Regions from separate parts of the Homo sapiens genome. Here all the other regions are linked to region 2. The links are chromatin contacts, found by Hi-C in ENCODE. All regions are on one chromosome and are shown on one strand. The core of a region is the stretch at or near the end of the contact, and the rest is flanking DNA. Distances in the headings are between cores, read along the strand shown. Region 1 holds the start of GLCCI1-DT (GLCCI1 divergent transcript). Region 2 holds the start of ARL4A (ARF like GTPase 4A). Region 3 overlaps LOC101927609 (a long non-coding RNA gene).

Evidence for each region. Hi-C counts contacts between places; a loop is a spot of excess contacts on that map. Pooled maps may share reads with other maps.
Region 1: a map of naive thymus-derived CD4-positive, alpha-beta T cell shows a loop between it and region 2 (22-fold over the local background). The contact joins the promoter of GLCCI1-DT here to the promoter of ARL4A in region 2. A Hi-C loop is called at or near these places in 2 of 168 maps with a recorded cell type or tissue (CD4-positive, alpha-beta memory T cell and naive thymus-derived CD4-positive, alpha-beta T cell) and 7 of 50 pooled maps.
Region 3: a loop to region 2 is called in a map of CD8-positive, alpha-beta T cell, with 6 times the contacts of the local background. The contact joins the enhancer-like site here to the promoter of ARL4A in region 2. A Hi-C loop is called at or near these places in 2 of 168 maps with a recorded cell type or tissue (CD4-positive, alpha-beta memory T cell and CD8-positive, alpha-beta T cell) and 7 of 50 pooled maps.

Annotation. Positions count from the first base shown.
Region 1 is chr7:7,967,369-7,970,068 of GRCh38, reverse strand. It overlaps GLCCI1-DT (GLCCI1 divergent transcript), which reads left to right and starts at 1,317. Exons shown (of 5, transcript NR_110018.1): 1 at 1,317-1,525. GLCCI1 (glucocorticoid induced 1) reads right to left here and starts at 1,273. Exons shown (of 8, transcript NM_138426.4): 1 at 262-1,273. The coding sequence starts at 718. RefSeq lists silencers at 381-460, 551-610, 691-1,090, 1,301-1,450.
Region 2 is chr7:12,686,243-12,688,942 of GRCh38, reverse strand. It overlaps ARL4A (ARF like GTPase 4A), which reads right to left and starts at 1,310. Exons shown (of 2, transcript NM_005738.5): 1 at 1,215-1,310; 2 at 1-777. The coding sequence starts at 688. The coding sequence ends at 86. It also overlaps the pseudogene LOC100505995. RefSeq lists silencers at 1,746-1,795, 1,996-2,275 and an enhancer at 1,265-1,801.
Region 3 is chr7:17,232,961-17,235,660 of GRCh38, reverse strand. The region is part of intron 6 of LOC101927609 (a long non-coding RNA gene); the gene reads left to right. Among named protein-coding and RNA genes, the nearest start is that of AHR, 64 kb to the left of the region's middle. RefSeq lists enhancers at 790-1,049, 1,200-1,249, 355-1,554. Within about 2 kb of position 1,445, at least 15 of the 41 ENCODE cell types and tissues checked have a DNase peak (open chromatin) inside an H3K27ac peak, as active enhancers do; they include CD8-positive, alpha-beta T cell, where a contact is called at or near this core.

The sequences.
Region 1 (2,700 bases), core at 68-2,567, 4.7 Mb after region 2:
AGCTCTTAAACTGAAAAACCTCTCGAAGCAGGCGAGTGATGGAAGAGAGACTCTGAGGGGCGGCATGAGGGTCAAATAAAAGTCGCTTTTCAGTTCGCTCCTCCAAGCCCCACAGCGACCGCAGGGGGGTGAGATTCCCAAAGCCACTTTCACACCTTCGATAATGCACTAGCAAAGAGAAGCCCGAAGAGGCTGAAGTTTCCACGGAGGGCACCGTCGGGGAGACGCAGCCCGGGAGGACGGGAGGGTTGGGCTCGCTACCTCTGCACACGGGCGAGCCGGGGCTCCGTCTCTCAGGTGAGCTGCTCCTCCGGTGGCTCTCTGGGGACCGTCTCGGGCGGCCCTTGGCCCGCGGCGCCTGCTCGGCCGGGGCTGCGGCCGCCGGCGGCGTCGGGCTGGACGGGCTGGGGCCGCGGGCCGCGCCGGGCCCCGGGAGGCTGCCCAGCGAGGCGGCGGCAGCGGCGACGGGCGGACGCGTGGGACTGTGCTGGCTGCCCCGCAAGAGCTGGTAGGGCACCGTGGCGCGGATGGGCTGCAGCAGCCGGCCGGCTCCCGCAGCCGGGGCGCAGCCCACGCCGCCGCCGCCGCCCGCACCGTTCCCGCTCCCGGCGGCGGCGACGGCGGGCGGGGACCCCGCGGCGCTGCGCCTCATCCTCTGCGACGGGGGATGAGGGGTCTGAGAGGAACTGGAGGAGGAGGAGGAGGAGGCAGTGGACATGGTGGCTCTGCGGGCCCTGGACGCCGCCGGCCGACACGGAGGCGCGGGGCGGGAGGCGCGCGAGCGTGTGGGAGCCGGCGCGATAGTGCGTGCGAGTGTGTAAGGGGGAGGGGCGGGGGTATCGCTGTGGGGGAGGAGTCTCGGGGCTCCCCCTCCCCAACGCACACCCCCGCCGCCTCGGCGAGGGGGGAGGGGAAGGCTGCGAAAACAAACGTCCAACGGCCGCAACCGCCCGGCTGGGCTCGGTGTGGCGGTCACGGCCGGGGCCGCAAGGAGCCCGGAGCCGCCGCCGCCACCGCTCCAGGCATCGTGCTGACAGGGCAACGGCCCGGATCACGCAGCCCCGAGGGCCGCTCGCAGCCTTCTCCTCAGCCCTCGCAGGGCTGCACGCACGGGAGAACCCGGCAGCTGCAAGGAGGGCCGGGACCCCTGCTTCTGGGGACCAGGGTAGAGAGAAAGGGCCTCGAGGTGCTGGCGCTCCTCGGAGTCCGCGCCACCGCAAACGCCGCCGCCGCCGCCGCCGCTTCTACCCACTCCTCACTCCGAATGGCAACTAATTCGCCCCAGCCGCACCCCGCCCCCGGCACCGCCTCCCAGCGCCCAGGACCCGGCAGCTGCCGCAGCGAGCATTTCCATTGGCTTAGGCGCTCCCCACTAGAACTCGAGTGATTGGTTCTGGAATAGGAGTGAGAGAAGCAGTGTCCAATGACAATGGTGCCTCCTACTTTGAAGGCGGGGCGTGAGGGGTGGCAGCGTGAGGTGGGGGCTGTGCGCGCAGGGAGGAGCGTAAAAGTTGACAGCCTTGAGGTAAGTGCGAGACTAGGAAAGTGGGACTGTGTGTGTCCTGCGCGTGTCCCGACACCCCCAGACACGCAAACGCCCCGCTAGGCAGGTTGCAGGGGCTCCACCCTCCTGGGCCGTCTGTATGACTTGAGACACAGGACACATGAGGCAAACTTTAATTTGCAAGTACACCTGCATCCGGTGGGATGTTTTAGTTAGAACCAGAAGACTGGATCTCTTTTAGTAAGCTGAGTTTTCGTGACCAGTAGCCTTATTAATCAAAAGAACTTCTGGTGATCAGGAGAAATGTCTGGAACCTGCACTGAACAAAGTAAAATACTCTTACAGCCTAACATTTGTAGTTATGCAGTGAAAAGAGATTATCAAGTTCTATGTTCCAAGACAATAACACTGAATAGCAGGGGTCAACAAGGAATTTTATGTCATTACACCATCAGTTAGATATATTAATGAAGGGCGCCCCTGGCTTTTCCGAAGCAGATAGCTTCTTGGGAGGAATAAATACCAGATGTAATGTAATAATCCATTGTGGTAAATTTGTTTTTTATTCTGTAATGAAACTGAAAGCGTACAAAGATTTTGGATGACTATCAAAAACATAAATTTACCCCACAGTAAACCAAGGTTTTAAACCTTAATCGGGAGCAATTAATGTAAGGATCTTCATCAGATAACTTTCATTAATTTTCAAGAGGTTAAAAGAGAAGCACAATGTCAAATTGGTCTGCTCGTGGTGTCTGCCCACACTGACAAGCTTCCTCTGATTTCAGGCACTATATGCAGGGGTCACTTTCACGTACAGGAGCCATCCTTCTTTTCTTCCTTGTGTGTTCAGACGAGAAAGCATACTAGGTTCAGTAAAAAAATTGATGAAACTCAATAAAAATACAAAAATTTCATGCAGTACTTCATCCAAGTAAAACTAGTGATAGTTCCTCAGTTTACCACATATTATAATAAGAGCTAACATTTATTCACCATGTGCCAGCCGCTATTCTAAGAACATTATGTGTGTTAATTCATTCAGTCCTCATATAATCCACAAGGTAGATACTATTATTATCCTTACTGTGGTCTCAGTTGTGGCATAAATAAGCTGTCTTGCCTGAGATCACATAGTTAGTATATGGGGAGCTAAAAATTTCACCCAGACAGACTGGCTCAAGAGTCTGAGGAAG
Region 2 (2,700 bases), core at 61-2,560:
GCAAACCACGCTGTAGACACTCTTCTATTTGTCAAAATCAGACCAGAGAAAACCTACTCCACACAGATATAATAGGTATTGATATTCATCTTTTCTTTTTCTGTTGCCGCAACATTTTTCTTCTTTTAATGATCATATCATGTAGTTTCTCAAGTCCTTCCTTTAGGCCATCTCCTATGATTGCACAGGTAGGCTGCAAATGCCAAGGAGTTGATGAGCTCAGTTCACCCATTGCTAACAATTTCTCAATTTCTGAAAGTGACAATGAGTTCCTCAAATCTTGTTTGTTAGCAACTATAAGTACAGGGACTCCCTGATTTTCTGATATCCTAGTTATTTTGTGAAGTTCAGTTTTGGCTTCTTCCATCCTTTCGACATCAACAGAGTCCACAACAAATACAATGCCATCTGTGCATCTGGTATATGACTTCCACAGTGGCCTTAATTTCTCCTGACCACCTACATCCCAGAAGTGAAAAGTGACTGTTTTAGAATTTCCCAAGGTTACCTTAATTTTCTCAGTGTTAAATCCTTTGGTAGGTACGGTATTTACAAATTCATTGAACTGCAGCCTGTATAAGACAGTTGTCTTTCCAGCACAGTCCAAACCCAGAATAACAATGTGGAAAGACTGAAATGAAGGCAGGTTGGACAGGATAGAAGTCTGGTCTGACAGCCCATTCCCCATTTCCAGGTGCAAATAAATGTCCCAAATTGAAATGCTTTTCTCTTCTTGGTTTACAACTTCTCTTGGTAGCTGATCCAGCTATAAGACTGCTGGGAGACGGAAGAAGGAATAAGTTATTCTCCCGAAATAATACATTAAAACAGGTTTGCTCTACTTTGCTAAAATAAACAACACGAAGAACTTACTATAACTTGCTGCGCTAAACAAACCAGACGAGATATGAAACGTACATGAAAACACACACAGTCCAAGACAAACGATGGAATAACAGTGATTGAAATTATCTGGTTTACTTAAATTGCAGTAATATGTACGTTTTTCTCCTGGGTCCCCAAACCTCAAAGACCTCATTCTGGAAAGAACCCAGTCACCAGTATCTGGTCTAAGTGGCCGTAACCACAAAGTGCCTATCTGGCAGAAAACTCATAGCAGATAGTCCTATCTTCGGAATCTAATTCCACATGCTTAACAGCATACCCAAGATCACTATTACCTCCTACCCCTTGCAAAATAACAACGTTCTCACCTCCCGATCTGGAGTCTGGGTCCAAATGAGAAAGCATTGGCAGGCGTTTCTACGCAGGGATAAGCACCCTTCCAGCTTAGCTCTCCAAGCAGCTCTGGCAGTTGCCGCACGAGAAACCTTGGACTCAGACTCCGACCACGCCCACTCCTCCCGGTCCACTCATGATCCCAAATCCCATTGGTCACCCGCATCAGGGAAGCCATGCAACTCCCGCCCCCGCTCCCTAATTGGTGAGGGTAACTGCCGCTCCCAGCGCGGCGGAGCTGAGCTCTCTCTCGGTCCACCGGCACCACCTGTTGCCCTTAAGTTAGAAAAGGCGGCGTTCCCAGAGGGAGCCGAGCAGCCGCTGCAGGTGAAGGGGAGCCTCGGGCGGTCAGGTCGCCGCCAGGCTGCCGGCTCCGTTCGGCCCGGCGCACCTGCAGCGCAGCCAGGGCGTCAAGCCAAGGCTCTCACATCCGGGGCCCGCAGTCACTGCCAACGCGTTAACCCTTTGTCCGCGGGCCCGAGGGTGCCGGCTGTTGCCGCGCGGGCCCCTGAGGCGCTAGAGATCCCACCTGGCGCGCCCGCCGGGATAAGCCCATCCTCCCCGAAGTGGGATCCCTTCACCCTGTCCCTCCGCACACGACCGGCTCTTCTCCCTCGGCAGGGCGTGGCCGCCCCGGCCGCCCACCCCGCCGCGGCTCACCTGACTAACCGTCCTTCCCTCTTCTTCATTCAGCGTCTCTCCCAGCCGCTGGGGAGGCGCGCTGATACCTGTTCCCTGGCACCAGGGAGGCGTGGGCGATGGCAGAGGACTGGGCGCCTGGCGGGCGCCGCGCGCCAGGCTGCCCTAACGGTGCTCGCCCGGCAGCTCCACGCGACAGTCCCCGCCCCCTGCCCGCGCGCCGCCCGGGCGCCGGCCTGTAGGGGGCGCGCAGGAGCCGCGTCTCCTAGCAACGCCAAAACAAGGTCGAGTTCGAATCGGCCTAGCGCTGGCTGCCCGCGAGGTCGGATGGGACTTCCGGCCTCACCCCTGAACGGTTGCTCCGGGTAGCTCTGTCTGCGGCGGCCCGCCAGCCTGGCACAGGCCCCGCCCGGCACCGCCTTCCCTCACGTCGTCTAGGGCGTCCGCGGGGCAGCAGCCACGTGATTCGCGGTTAGGGATTCCATAGTTCACGGGTTACGGCACACACGCGTTACGTATATATCGAGGTGACGTGGAAGTCCCCCAGTAGTTGACCTTAAACAGCCTGGGTTGACTGGCCTGGTAACTGCGCCTTCATTCGCTTTTTGTAGAGCAAATGAACGCGCTGTCTCACGTGTTTCTAGCAGCATCCCGGGGAACTGGCCACAGATAGAAATATTCCAGTTTGACACATAAGGAAATACACTCTGAAAGATGAAAGGGATGTTTCTTTTTTTCTTTTCTTTCAAATTGCTCACACAATTTTAATTGCAATAGATATAATTTCCAATATACCATTCAACTACACCATTTGTATGTGCT
Region 3 (2,700 bases), core at 196-2,695, 4.5 Mb before region 2:
ATTGAACTATTAAAGAGTTTTGATTAGGTCCCTGGTGGCAGATGAAAAGCATTATTTTATTTATTTATTTATTTATTTATTTATTTAATTATTTATTTGAAGACTGAGTCTTACTCTGTTGCCTTGGCTGGAGTGCAGTGGCATGATCTCTGCTCACTGCAACCTCCACATCCTGGTTCAAGCGATTCTCCTGTCTCAGCCTCCTGAGTAGCTGGGATTACAGGAGTGCAACACTACACCCAGCTAATTTTTGCATTTTTAGTACAGATGGGGTTTCGCCGTGTTGGCCATGCTGGTCTCAAGCTTCTGACCTCAGGTGATCCACCCACCTCAGCCTCCCAAAGTGCTGGGATTACATGTTTGAGCTACCGCACCTGGCCAAAAAGCATTTTTAGGGGAGGTTTTTTCTTTCTCCTTGTACACGCAATGAAGTAAAGGACAATCTGAGCCTAGATAAATGAAATGGTAAACCTTGATATAAGGTAGAAGCAACAATTGTGGAGATAAAGGGATTATATAAGAGATGTATTTGTAAAAAAAAAAATGGGGGAATTGAGTAACTGATGAACATAAGTCTCAGACAGAGTGAGAGAGAGAAAATGTATGAGACCATATTTGTTCTCTTTTTAGGTGTCTGAAAATTTGTTGTGACTAACATTTTAAATGTGACAATGTCATGAAACATTTTTCTGGGGACATCAGATTTCTTTGTAGAAAGGGGACTTCCCCATTGCCAATACCTTGACTCACTTATCTGTTCCTCCTCAGATGGGGAGTGAGTGTCATCTTAAAGCAAGCAGAGGTTTGTTTTGTTTGGATATCAATCTTAAGGTCTACTTGGAGCATCCAGAATGTTTCTTAAACGATTGACCAAATTGACCAAAGATGTTACAGTTTCTGAGGTGTCCACTCAGAGTCAGCAAACACTGCACAAATAAAAAACAATCGGTAAATTATTTCCAAGGATTGGAAACAGAAATCCTCAGATGATTCACCGATGACTCAGTTTTCTGTGTATCGCTTCTACTCTACTTGTTGCCAAGGGAACTTGGGGCCTACTTCCTACCACACGACGGCTATAAAAAGTACCAGCAAAAGCCGCAGTAGAGTAACTTCTCTACTCTTTTATTAAAAATGGCTAACGGACTAAATGTCAGTTACATAAGAAAGATTTAGGTTTGTCTGTGAAGGTCATATCTACCGGTACCATGAAATACTGAGAAACCACGTTGTTACTCTTTTTATCTTTCATTTGCTTTTAACTACACTGCTTTCTTTATGCGGGGCATTTTATATAATGTACCTAACATGCCAACAGAAATTGTATGTTCTTCATAAACTCCAGACCAATGTGCTTTTGCAGTGATAGAAGTGACCTGTGAAATCTGTGTCAACCTCAGAGCCAGGGTAAGATACCGTCATCACACTGCCAGCCTGCCTGCTTCTCTGGGTCCTTGTGGCAGGGGAAGGAGATGAGACAGGGAGTAGGAGAGAGACTGACTGCTACAAAGGGACCTGTGCAGCTTCACTCTTATAGCCACTGTCTGTGTGGATCTCTTTTGACAATCATCTTTTATCAAGCAACATAAAAATATCAGTACTATTAAGTATCCATAAGAAGGCACCAATCATGAGTGGATATTTCCATATATAAAACCTAGGTTTCTTTCCTTTCAATATGTGCATTGAGTTCAATTCTCATCTGGAAACAGGGAATGAAAGCCGCTTGTATGGATAGTTGTCAGGAAGACATATACAGGATATAAGTTAAAAGCACAGACAAGCATGTTCTGTGTTTACAGGGGGCAGGAACTCTCTCAGCAAGAAGTCCTGGTACGACAAGACAGTTAAAGGCATTCCAGGAATATACTGTTTTCATTTGGCTGTGAGTCTTCCTAGAAAATGTAAAAGAAAGTTTTCCCTGTTAAGATAACACATTTTCTCTTTATGGTTTCATGAGGGCAGAAGGAAGCTCTCAGCTGTTCTTACATAAAGCCTTGTCTGAGAGGTATGGGATGCCTGATATTTTTTATGCTTAGATTTATATAACATTATAGCTCTTCTTCTCTTTGAAGAGGCAATATGGTTGAATAAGATCATAAATTTAAATTTACTATTAAAAAGTATTAAGTATTATGTGTAATACACACTGATTTTTCTAAAATGCAAGTCTGATCTTGTCATCTCTTTCTACCTTAAAATTTATTATAGGTCTCCTATTTTTTAGAACATTAAAATCCAAGCTTCTTATGGGATGCAAAGCACTTGGTGGCCTCATCTCATTGTTCTTCTTTGTACTTGAGCATCATAGAGTTAGTTACTTGTAGCTTTGAATTCGTATTATTTTTCCACACCTCTGTGACTTGGTGCATAGGCTTTAATAAGCCTGAAATGTCTTCCCTCTCTTCCTATGTGATTGATTCCTATTTATCCTCAACACAAAATTCAGATATCGCCTGCTGTCTTGAGTCTTCACTGACTTAAAAGCAGTTCTTATGTAGGACCTCTACTCCTGTTCATATTTATGATGTTGCCTTTATAATGCTATATTTTGTCTGTTTCATCCTGTGTGCCTGTATTTTTTCTTTTTTTATACTGCATAATTCCTGGGATCCAGATTCATATTTCCAAAAAAACATCATTGTATTTCCAGCATTTTACACAGTCCCTGGCATATGGTAGTTGTTTATAACTTTTTGT